Regions from separate parts of the Homo sapiens genome. Here region 1 is linked to region 2. A link is an interaction called in ENCODE POLR2A ChIA-PET data of the cell type or tissue named here. Cell type or tissue: OCI-LY7. All regions are shown on one strand. Links, peaks and the distances in the headings refer to the core of each region. The heading gives the core; the rest is flanking DNA.

Region 1 (5,386 bases), core at 232-5,231, 91 kb before region 2:
TCTGTGGGTGCAGGCCAATTGTCCAGTTCAAGGACAAAATGGGAAAAGCAGCAGAGGCCCCAGAAAAGCCTTCACCGAGTGTCCCATGAGCCACCCTGATAAGGCGTCTCTCCCATTCCTTCCTGGGACAAAGTGATGACTCACTTCGGAACCTGCCCCATACCCTTTATAGATCAGTGTATGTAAATCTGTATGGAGAATAATACATGTTTCCTCTTGTGGTATATCCAGTAATAATTATCTAATTCTTCTATGATCATCATACATTTCTGACGTAAAGAACTCTAAGGGTTGTTTTATTAAGACACCAGAATTGGAAGCAACATTGTCAACATGTGAGATCTGAAGTAGAAAAAAATCAGTAAGATATTTCCTAAAACATGTTCTTTTCTTTTCTTTCTTTTTCTTTCTTTCTTTCTCTTTCTTTCTTTTTTTTTTTTAATATAGGCTGCTCTGTCACTCAGGCTGGAGTGCAGTGGTGCAATCCCGGCTCCCTGCAACCTCCTCCTCCGAGGTTCAAGTGATTCTCGTGCCTCAGCCTCCCGAGTAGCTGAGATTACAGGTTCATGCCAGCATGCCCGGCTAATTTTTGTATTTTTTAGTAGAGACAGGGTTTCTCCATGTTGGCTAGGCTGGTCTCAAATTCCTGGCCTCAAATGATCTGCCCACCTCGGCCTCCCAAAGTGCTGAGATTACAGGCGTGAGCCACGCCACCCGGCCAACATGTTCTTTTTTTAATGAGGCTCAATGCTATTGAGTGCACTAAATTTTACACACACACACACACACACACACACACACACACACACACACGTACACATTATGTGATATTCGTTTTAGTAACTATGATAAATGGTTGGTTCTGTTTTGTGAAATCTACCATCCATTTTGATTAAACCTTACACTTAAGTGCAGCAAGACTTGTAGCTGGCTTTCCTTGATTATGTCTGCAATATCCAATTCACATGAATCTTTTTCTGCATACTTACTTTGAATTCTAAGAAAATCAAAACAAGAAAGTAGGTACATCAAAACTTCCTCTTTTTCCAGAACACGTCACCTCTTTTCCATGTCATTGTTATTCCTCTTCTCGTTTTCTCTAGGACGTGATCATCTTCCCACAGCACCCACCCCTTCCTGTCTAAAGCCCTGGGTGTCAGTTTCCTAGGTCTGCCATAACAGAATACCACAATCTGAGTGGCTTAAAATAACAAAAATGTATTTATTCTCTTGCAGTTCTAGAGACCAGAATTTCTAGATCAAGGTGTCAGCAGGGTCATGCCCCCTCTGAAATTCTGGATAGAATCCTTCCTTTCCTCTTCCAGCTCCTGGCAGGGGTTGTCAATCTCTGGCATTCCTTGACTTGCAGCTGCCTCACCCCACTCTCAGCCTCTACCGTCACGTGGCATTTTTGCATTTTCCTCTTCTTATAAGGACATCAGTCATATTTTGATTAAACTTCAAACACCTCATCTTAACTAGATTACATTTGTGAAGACCCTATTTCCAAATATAATCACATTTTAAGGTACTGGGGGGTTTGTACTTCCACCTATCTTTTTTGTGAACATACAATTCAACCTTTAACGCACTGTGTCGCTTACATTTGGTTGTAGTATAGTTTAAATCTCAAAAGAAACAAGGCTTAAATTTTTTTCATAATCCACATATTAAAAGTTCTATCGCTAAAATTTATCCAAGGGCAGTTAATCACAAAAATTATCTTTTCAAAATAAAGTAATATGTCAGTGCTTTGAGGAAACTTCAGCAGGCACCTGCATGTTTGTATGTGTATACACACATAGAGACACACACACTTTCTCTCTTTCATGTACTACCTTTTTAGGAACTTAAGAATAAATAGGCCGGGCATGATGGCTCACGCCTGTAATCCCAGCACTTTGGGAGGCCGAGGCGGGTGGATCACCTGAGGTCAGGAGTTCAAGACCAGCCTGTTCAACATAGTGAAACCCCATCTCTACTAAAAATAAAAATTAGCTGGGCATGGTGACACACACCTGTAATCCCAGCTACTCGGGAGGCTGAGGCAGGAGAATCTCTTGAACCTGGGGGACGGAGGTTGCAGTGAGCCGAGGTCGCACCATTGCACTCCAGCCTGGGCGACAGAACAAGACTCCATCTCAAAAAACAAACAAACAATAAAAAGAGTGTAGGCTCCAGAGACCAGAGGGGCTTGAAGTTGGCTCTGTTACTGACTCAGGGTGTGTCCTGGGTTCTGCTACTCAGCCTTCCTCAAAAGTTGGTCATGAAACTGGAATGAGATGATGCATGGAAATTGCTTAGCCTAGGGATAGACGCCGAGTCGATGTTCAATAAATACCACCCAGTATTAAGCAGCATGTAAGTAATATACTAATTGACTACTGGTTGTAATTTTTTTACTGCTATCCTTTTTTAAAAAAAAAAAATGTTTTAAATTTTGAATAGTAATAAGGTTGGGGAGCTTATATAAAGGAGTTCCTGAAAATTAGAAAATTCTGTTTTGTTTTGCTTTGCTTTATAAGTTCTCAAAAATTGTAGAGCTTGATTTGGGTGAGATGTTACAGTATATGACCCTTCTTAGTAAGAGTTTATGAAAAGCATCTAGCTTTGATATTAATCTTATTATCAAAAGTCAGTCTTTGCTTAAAAAATGGATTTGAAAGCAGACAGACTTGAATTTACATGTGACATTGGGCAGTCTCTCAATGTTTCTGAGCCTCAGTTTCCTCATCTTGAAACTAGGATTGTTAGGAGCTGAGAAGATGGGAACCTAGATGCTATGACTCAGATCCTAAAAAAAAAAAATTAGAATGTTCCTTATTTTCCATAACTGATCTCATTTTGGAGCTTCTGTGTTCCCCTATAAAAGGGGAAGAAAAGTCAAACTGGTCAGTATGAGTATCTTAGTTTTAACTGGTTTAAAACACTCTTTCAGATTAACTCAGTCACTTTTGCATAAATGGGTAGTCTTTTGAGGATTTGAGTTAAGTCAATTTGGGATTTCTTTCCAGGGGCATCAAAACAAATATAAACAGAATTTATACATCATCCTGGTTTGAAGGTGGAAGTTGTAGGTGCTAGAACCACATTGGGTCTAGGGGCTGTCTCCTGGGTTCATTCTGGCCTGTGAAATAAGCCAGACACAAAAAGCCACTTATTGTATGATTCCATTTATATGAAATGCCCAGGATAGTTGACTCTATGGAAAGGAACTGTATTAATGGTTGCGAGTTGGGTGAGGAGGAAATGAAGTGTGATTGATAATGGATACAGGGTTTCTTTTTGGGGTGATGGAAGTGTCCTGGAATTAGGTAGTGGTAGCAATGGAAAAGTTTATGAATATAATAAAAGCTGCTGAATTGCATACTTTAAAGGGTGAATTTTGGGGGTATGTGAGTTACACTTAAATTGTTGTTGTTGTTGTTGTTGTTGTTGTTGTTGTTTTAGACAGAGCCTCGCTCTGTCACCCAGGCTGGAGTGCAGTGGCACAATCTTGGCTCATTGCAACCACCACCTCCCGGGTTCAAGTGATTCTCCTGCCTCAGCCTCCTGAGTAGCTGGGACTACAGGTGCCTGCCACCATGCCTGGCTAATTTTTTGTATTTTTAGTAGAGATGGGGTTTCACCATGTTAGCCAGGATGGTCTTGATCTCCTGACCTCGTGATCTGCCTGCCTTAGCCTCTCAAAGTGCTGGGATTACAGGCTTGAGCCACCATGCCTGGACTTGTACTTAATTTTTAAAAATCACTCATGGTCAGAATTAAAATTATTGTATTTCACTGTGTTCTTAGTTCTTTTGTGCATACTTTATCACAACTGGAATTTACTTTCTAGGAGAAAAAAAATCAGTTGCACGTATTTGTGTAGGTTTATTTCTAGGCTCTCTGTTCTGTTCCACTGTCTATTCCTCACTGTCTTGATATTACAGCTATATAGAATTAATAACTATTAATAGCAAGTACTAATTATTTGCACTTTATTCATTTTTTGGTCAAGATTGTTTTTGCTATTCTAGGGCTAGTGCCTTTCCATATAAAGTTTGAAATAAGCTTATCTGTGCCTACAGAAATCTTGCTGGGATTTTGATAGAAGTTTTATCTAATCTATAGGCCAAGCTGGAAAGAACTGATGTATTTACTATGTTGACTCTTCCAATCCATGAGCATGGTATGCCTCTCTATTAATTTAAGCATTGTTTGATTTCCTTTATCAGCATCTTGTAATTTTTAGCATATAGATCTTATACATGTTTTGTTAAGTTTATTTAACCAAAATATTTAAATTTCTCTGGCATGATTATAAATAGTACTGTTTTTAAGTTCAGTTTTCACATGTCCATTCTTAGTAGATATAAATACAAGTGATTTTTGTCTATTAATTAGGTATCTGGCAACTTTGTTTAATTCACTTCTAGGAAATTTTTGTTGTTATTTGATAGATTCATTGGGCTTTTCTATTCAGACATTTATGTTATCGGCAAATAGGGACAGTTTTTATTTCTTCCTTTCCAATTTGCATACATTTTATTAATTTTCCTTGCCTTATTGCAGTGCCTAGAACTTTTAGTATTATGTTGAATCAGAGTGGTGAGAGTAGATGTCCTTTCCTTGTTTCCAATCTTAGAAGAAAATAATTCAGTCTTTCACTATTAAGTATGGTGTCATGTACCGGTCATTTTCAGTCTGCATCTTGGGAAGCACCATGTGGGACCCATGCCATACTGAATATCAGGCTATTCTCAGGAGGTGAATGTTCCTCTGGGCTATACCCTGGGAAGTGAGAAACAAACCTTCCTTGGGGAACTTTTCTCAAATCTTTTCTTATTTTTTTTACACAAAAGATAAGTCAACCCAGCCTGGAGTGCAGTGGCATGATAATAGCTCACAGCAGTCTCAAACTCCTGGGCTCAAGCAACCGTCTCACCTTAGCCTCCCAAGTAGCTGGAACTACAAGTGTATGCCATGACACCATGCTAATTTTTATTTTTATTTGTCGTAGAAATGGGTGTCTCACTATGTTACCCAGCTGATCTCAAACTCCTGGGCTCAAGCAATCCTCCCACTTCAGCCTCCCAAAGTGCTGGGATTACTGGCATGATCCACTGCACCCAGCCATGCCCTCAAATCTTTCTGGTTGTTTCAAACTCCATGCCTCTGCCCATGTCTCCACCCTGCCAGTTATATCCTCTCCACTTTTCATTCCATGCTTAAGGGACCAGAAGCTTCCCTTCTTCCTGAAACCTTTAAGAAATGGGGCTTCCTTTATATCACATCCTCTATGATTAGTCTAGTGCAGGAGTCTTTAAAGTGTGACATGTCAACTGCTGGGCATCCCCGAGACCCTAGCAGGGGTGTCTATGAGGCACAAAATGATTTTGATAAA
Region 2 (5,386 bases), core at 97-5,096:
ACAGTTTCATAAGCTATCCAGGTGTCTCTCTCAGAATTACTCCTCAAAATGTTTTTTAAAAACATTATTCTGGAAAAGCATTGATTATGTAAGAAATGTACTGACTGACAGATATTTTACTCCTGCTTACATTATGATCTTTGTTGAACATATGAAGGCTTTTAGGAACTATTTCAATTTCTCTGAAAACATAGTATCATGTAGTTGTAAGTGGTAATAAAAATAATGATAGAAGCTAAAAACAAGCATGTCTTATGTCCTTGGCATAATATCAAGTGGATTTATTTGCATTATTTTATTTAATTCTCACATCCCCCAAAAATCAAAAAACCTAAAGCAAATGCTTTTATTCTTTCCATTTTAAGGATGAAGAAATTGAAGCTCAGAGGTAAGTGAGTAGAGGGTCAATTTGATGGCTTGTTGATGTCATCAAAAATCTGTGCTGTGTCTCTTGTTCTGCACAGAATCCTCAGGTCACAAGATAGAATTAATTGTTACGGAGGTCACTTGTAGGCACAGCAACAGCTGGCCGGAGAAGGGAGACACGTCCTTCCAGGCAGGGCTTTGTAATTAGAGAAGAAAACCTTTTCCAAAGTGCTCGAGATGCCTGCCTTCAGGTCCCAGTCCACAGCCAATACTCATAGCCCAGCTGCATGGGGGCTGATACATCTACTCTCTGATATTTTGGGACGCTGGTGGAGGGGAGCTTTCTGAGCAAGGAGATGTGTGGAGGTAGAAAAGCGTTGAGTGTAGACAACCCACATGGCTTACCACCCTACTAACTCCTTCATGCTTATACAGTTTAACTAATAGAAATCAAAATTTCATGAGTACTTATGTTTCCTGAATGACAATATGTAAGGCAAATAGAGCAAACATTGTGCTCTAATTTAAATGAATTATACCCAGACAGATATATTTATTTATTTGACTCTAAATAAGCAATGCTAAAGAATTTTAATTGAGAGATTGATTAAATGAAAAAGTACCCCTAGATAGAACAAAGCCAAATATGTCTCATATTTGTCAAAACTAATTGGCATTAAGATATTTACCTGTCTGGTGAAATTGTGTTTGGACTTGGGTGTCTTTTAATCTAATTTCTATCTTCCCTTACCTTCCTGTGGGCCAGAAGTCCCATGGTTGTCTGGCAAAAGTTTAACTGGACAAAGATAACTACATCAGCAATGTTGTTGAGCTCTCCCAAATCAAATGAATTGGAAGACTCCCCAGTGATGCTTAAAACTCAGCATAGAATGTCTTTATGTGAACCAGAACTTCATTTGACCTTTGCTAGCTTGAGATCAGTAGCAGCAGCCAGGAGACAATGACTCATTTCTGAATCAACCAGGATAATTTTCACACCTGTCTTAAAAAGCTTTGCCCCAGGAGTCCAGAGTCCCAGGGAAAAGACACTCTGTCTATTTCTAAAAGCCCTTCAAAGGAAACAGGGGCCACACTTACAGCCTAAGGGGCATTCGTTCTATTGAAAGAATGGGGTTACAGCATTGTGCCAGACCCCATGGCTACCATGGTTGGCAAAAATGTATTAACATATCCAAACACCAAAATCACCTCCAAGTAGTAGACAGGGCTATGCTGAAACCAAAGTTTAAAAAGGAAATTTGGGCAGTGTGCTGTGACTCGCACCTATAATTACAGCTACTTGGGAGGCTGAGGCACGAGTTGCAACGAGCTGAGATCGTGCCACTGCACTTCAGCCTGGGTGATGGAATGAGACTCTGTCTCAAAAAAAAAAAAATTGCTCCAAGTATAATTTGAAACACTAAGTATTAATCTATCTACCTATCTACCCATCTGTCATCTATGTTTCTATGAATATAACTACGTACTATCTGTATATATCTGCACTTTCCTATAATACAGATATATCATGATGGCTGTTTTAGAAAGGGTATTGTGTTTTTGAAATATTTTATACCTAAAAATATCTTTTAAACGTTTAGGGTGTGTATGAACACACAGACAGGTTATTATTTACATCCTCGTAATGCCGATTTGTCTTCCAGAAACTGTGAACAGCAATTCATTTTAAAGTTACTTTGGTATTTGGAGATGAACAGCTTGGTTATTCTTTGTTCCCTATCAAGCATCTGTCAAACTCAAGGATGAAACAGAGTGTTTTGTGTGTTTGTGAGCAGTTCTCCTGAAGTCACATGATTTTTTTCTTTTGGTAGCCCTTTCTGTATTAGTAAATATGTAAATGTATCCCCCACATGGAGCTTTCAACTGTGAAATTAACCTATCCCCAAGGCTTCTTTGAGTAAGACCAGGTGGTTCATACTATTTCCCTTCTAACTACAGCAAGAATCCCCTAGGGAAGAAGAGAGGAAGTGAGATTTTTGACATTTGTGCCGTGAAAAAGTGTCAATAGGTAATCTGAAAATGTCCAGAGGCATTCTACCAAAAGCCAGTGAAAATGATCTAATAAGTACTAACTTTTTAACTGTTAATTTGTGTAATACAACACTCATCTCTCTTTCTTGCTTAAAACAGAAAGCTCCCCCGCTCCCTTCTCGCATTTAAACTACAGTTATCAAAGGTTTAACGATTTCACCATTGGACATAGTTCAAACAGTACAGGCAGGAAAGAATGTTCAGCTGTCAGGGAACCAGCGCAGCCAGGGTGCTCCAGACAAATCGCTGTACATCATCAGCTGGTTTTAATTAAGAGCAGACTCTGTGCTGATTTTTCTCCCCCCCCCCACCCTTTCTTTGGTGAGTTTACACAAAGTGATTTGTAGTGTTCTGTCTTATATGGTATCTACTCCATTGGAAACAGAGGATGTTCGTGAAAATAACTCGGGCCAAAGTTTAAAGCAGATTGGACTATCTAAAGGATAACTTGAGATTTTTTTTTGTTTGTGTGTGTGTGTGTGTGTGTGTGTGTGTTTTATAGTTCACATCTTCTTTTTTTTTTTAACAGTTTACAGTTTTAAAAATATTTCTTTTTTTCTCTTTTTTTTTCTTTTTTTATTATACTTTAAGTTCTAGGGTACATGTGCACAACGTGCAGGTTTGTTACGTATGTATACACGTGCCATGTTGGTGTGCTGCACCCATTAACTCATCATTTACATTAGGTATATCTCCTAATGCTAGGATAGCTTGAGATTTTTATCTCGGCCCTCGAAGAAGAATGAGTTAAGTTTATTCATTTTCCCTTCTAAAGGGCTGAGTCTTTTGCAAAGTAGGGTTACATGGTTATTATTATGCTAGATTGTTATTAATGCTGATCTAATATTAAGGACATTTTATCTTGTAGTCAATGAAAAAATACTTTATGCTGCAAAGAGCTACAGTCAATAGATATCTTTAGAGCTTTATTTAATCAAAGTTTCGTTAGTGAGTAAAGACATTTTTCAGCAAGTAAAGACTTCCCTCAATGAGTAAATCCTTTTGTAGTCATCAAACAAAAAAAATATAATTACTGGAAGACACCTTAGAGATATGCAGTCTGACCCTTTGATTATGCAGATGAGAAGATATTGCTCTCCTGAAGAATGAATGAATGAAACTAAATACCCGGGCTTAGAGTTTTCCCTGAGGCCATGGGCCTTGGTACTCAGAGTGTGGCAGGCTGCATGCATATGACTGACTCCTTGGAAAAGGGGGTCTCAAAATGATTTAAAAACATTTAACATACTAACACAAAAGATTATGTTAAATACTAACACTTCTCTTTTACATGAAAACTGACAAACGCAACACTCCATTTGACTAATTGGCCATAGTGACCAATTAGCTGATTGGTAAAAGCAGAATTAGAACCCAGTATCCCCTAGTTGCCTTGAATAACATCAATCTTTTAATTTAATGTACTTCATTCAGAAATTAAATATTGTTCTTCACACAGTGGTTATTTTCCTCCATAGGCCTAGCCATTTTCTGGCCATGGAAGCACAGTGCAGCATAGTGGCCATGGTCGTGGACTCAAGCCGATCTACCGGGGTCCCAGTCTTCCACCTATCATTTACTCACTGGGGAAACTCAAATGAGTCCTCTAGCTTTCTCTGCCTTGGCTTTCCCATCTGAAAAGTGGGGGTAAAACTGTTACCTCCTTTCTGAAGTGGTTGTATTAACTATTAATATGTGTAAAGCTTAGCACTGTGCCTGGTACACAGTTCTATAGACACGCTGGCTTAGTAATGTGGATCTTCACCCTTCCTGATCCGACTTCCAACAACACGACGTCAAAAACTCAAGGCATCCTCTGTGGGCCTTTATTACTCTGTAAATTATCTTGGATCCAACACTCTTTGCTGTGGTTTTGATGTCTTTTGAGAAAGAGGAGGCTTGTAAATAGTCTTTCAATTTCAGTAAAACTCACTGGCATTTTTAATTGAAATCGTCAAGAGCAATGACATGCATACTACAAAGTGTCACTTGATGCCACCTTCAGGAGTACAACAGGGGCTGAATAGGTCACTGCCTTGCTGCAAGGAGACATTTGAGATGTCCTCATGTGACTCTGACTCCACATTGAGGTTACTCAAGATCACCAATTTATGAAGTTATAGAGAGACGAACCCAAACTCACCTTCTAGTTTTAGTAAATCACCACTGTGTCAGAATAGTTGTAAATGGCATATTCTGATTAATCACATAATTGGCAGAGAGGTTACACATATGTCATACCCAGTGCATCAAGCTTTGATGAATTACCAAAGGTTGGCAAATGGTGACTTGGGGAACAAATCTGGCCCATATCTTTTTTTTTATATGGTATCATGGGATAAGCATAGTTTTTCCTTTATTAAAGCATTGTAGGGCCTGGCGCAGCGGCTCACGCCTGTAATTCCAGCACTTTGGGAGGCTGAGGCAGGCAGATTAACTGAGGTCAGGAGTTTGAGACCAGCCTGGCCAACATGGTGAAACCCTGTCTCTTCTCAAATATAAAAATTAGCTGGGAGTGGTAGTGGTGCCTGTAATCCCAGCTACTCAAGAGGCTAAGGCAGGAGAATCACTTGAACCTGGGAAGTGGAGGTTGCAGTGAGTTGAGGGCACGCCAGTGCACTCCAGCCTGGGCAACAGAGTAAGACTCCATCTCAAAAAGAAAAAAAGCATTGTAAAAATAACAAAGAATATGCAACAGAGCTGCTTTTAGCCACAAAATTTAAAAGATTCACTATTTGGTCCTTTATAGAAAAAATGTGTTGATCCCTGAGTTAGGGTTTAACAAAATGAATCTAACATAAAGGCCACGTGGAGCATAATGTTTGTGATTCCAAAGGCACTTCTGACTCTTACAATATCCCAGGTTCAAGATTACAAACATCAGTTAGGATTGGACTACACAATGGTTAAAAGTAGGAATTTCTGAAATCAGACTGCCTTGGATGAAATCTAGACTCTACCACTTATT

What was found. ChIA-PET counts read pairs that join two places held together with the same protein. Peaks named below come from ENCODE experiments on the same cell type or tissue, not always from the same donor. Only the 100,000 strongest peaks of a DNase experiment are listed, where the experiment ranks them.
Region 1: POLR2A ChIA-PET joins it to region 2 with 6 read pairs; 2 of 35 experiments call an interaction of 5 or more read pairs at or near these places.

The regions. Positions count from the first base shown.
Region 1 is chr21:35,277,869-35,283,254 of GRCh38, reverse strand. No RefSeq gene overlaps it. Among named protein-coding and RNA genes, the nearest start is that of RUNX1, 230 kb to the right of the region's middle. In OCI-LY7, for the core only: no CTCF peak of the experiment used is centred there; no DNase peak of the experiment used is centred there.
Region 2 is chr21:35,186,536-35,191,921 of GRCh38, reverse strand. No RefSeq gene overlaps it. Among named protein-coding and RNA genes, the nearest start is that of RUNX1, 140 kb to the right of the region's middle. In OCI-LY7, for the core only: no CTCF peak of the experiment used is centred there; a DNase peak (open chromatin) is centred at 2,301; H3K4me3 peaks cover 1,334 bases; H3K27ac peaks cover 1,629 bases.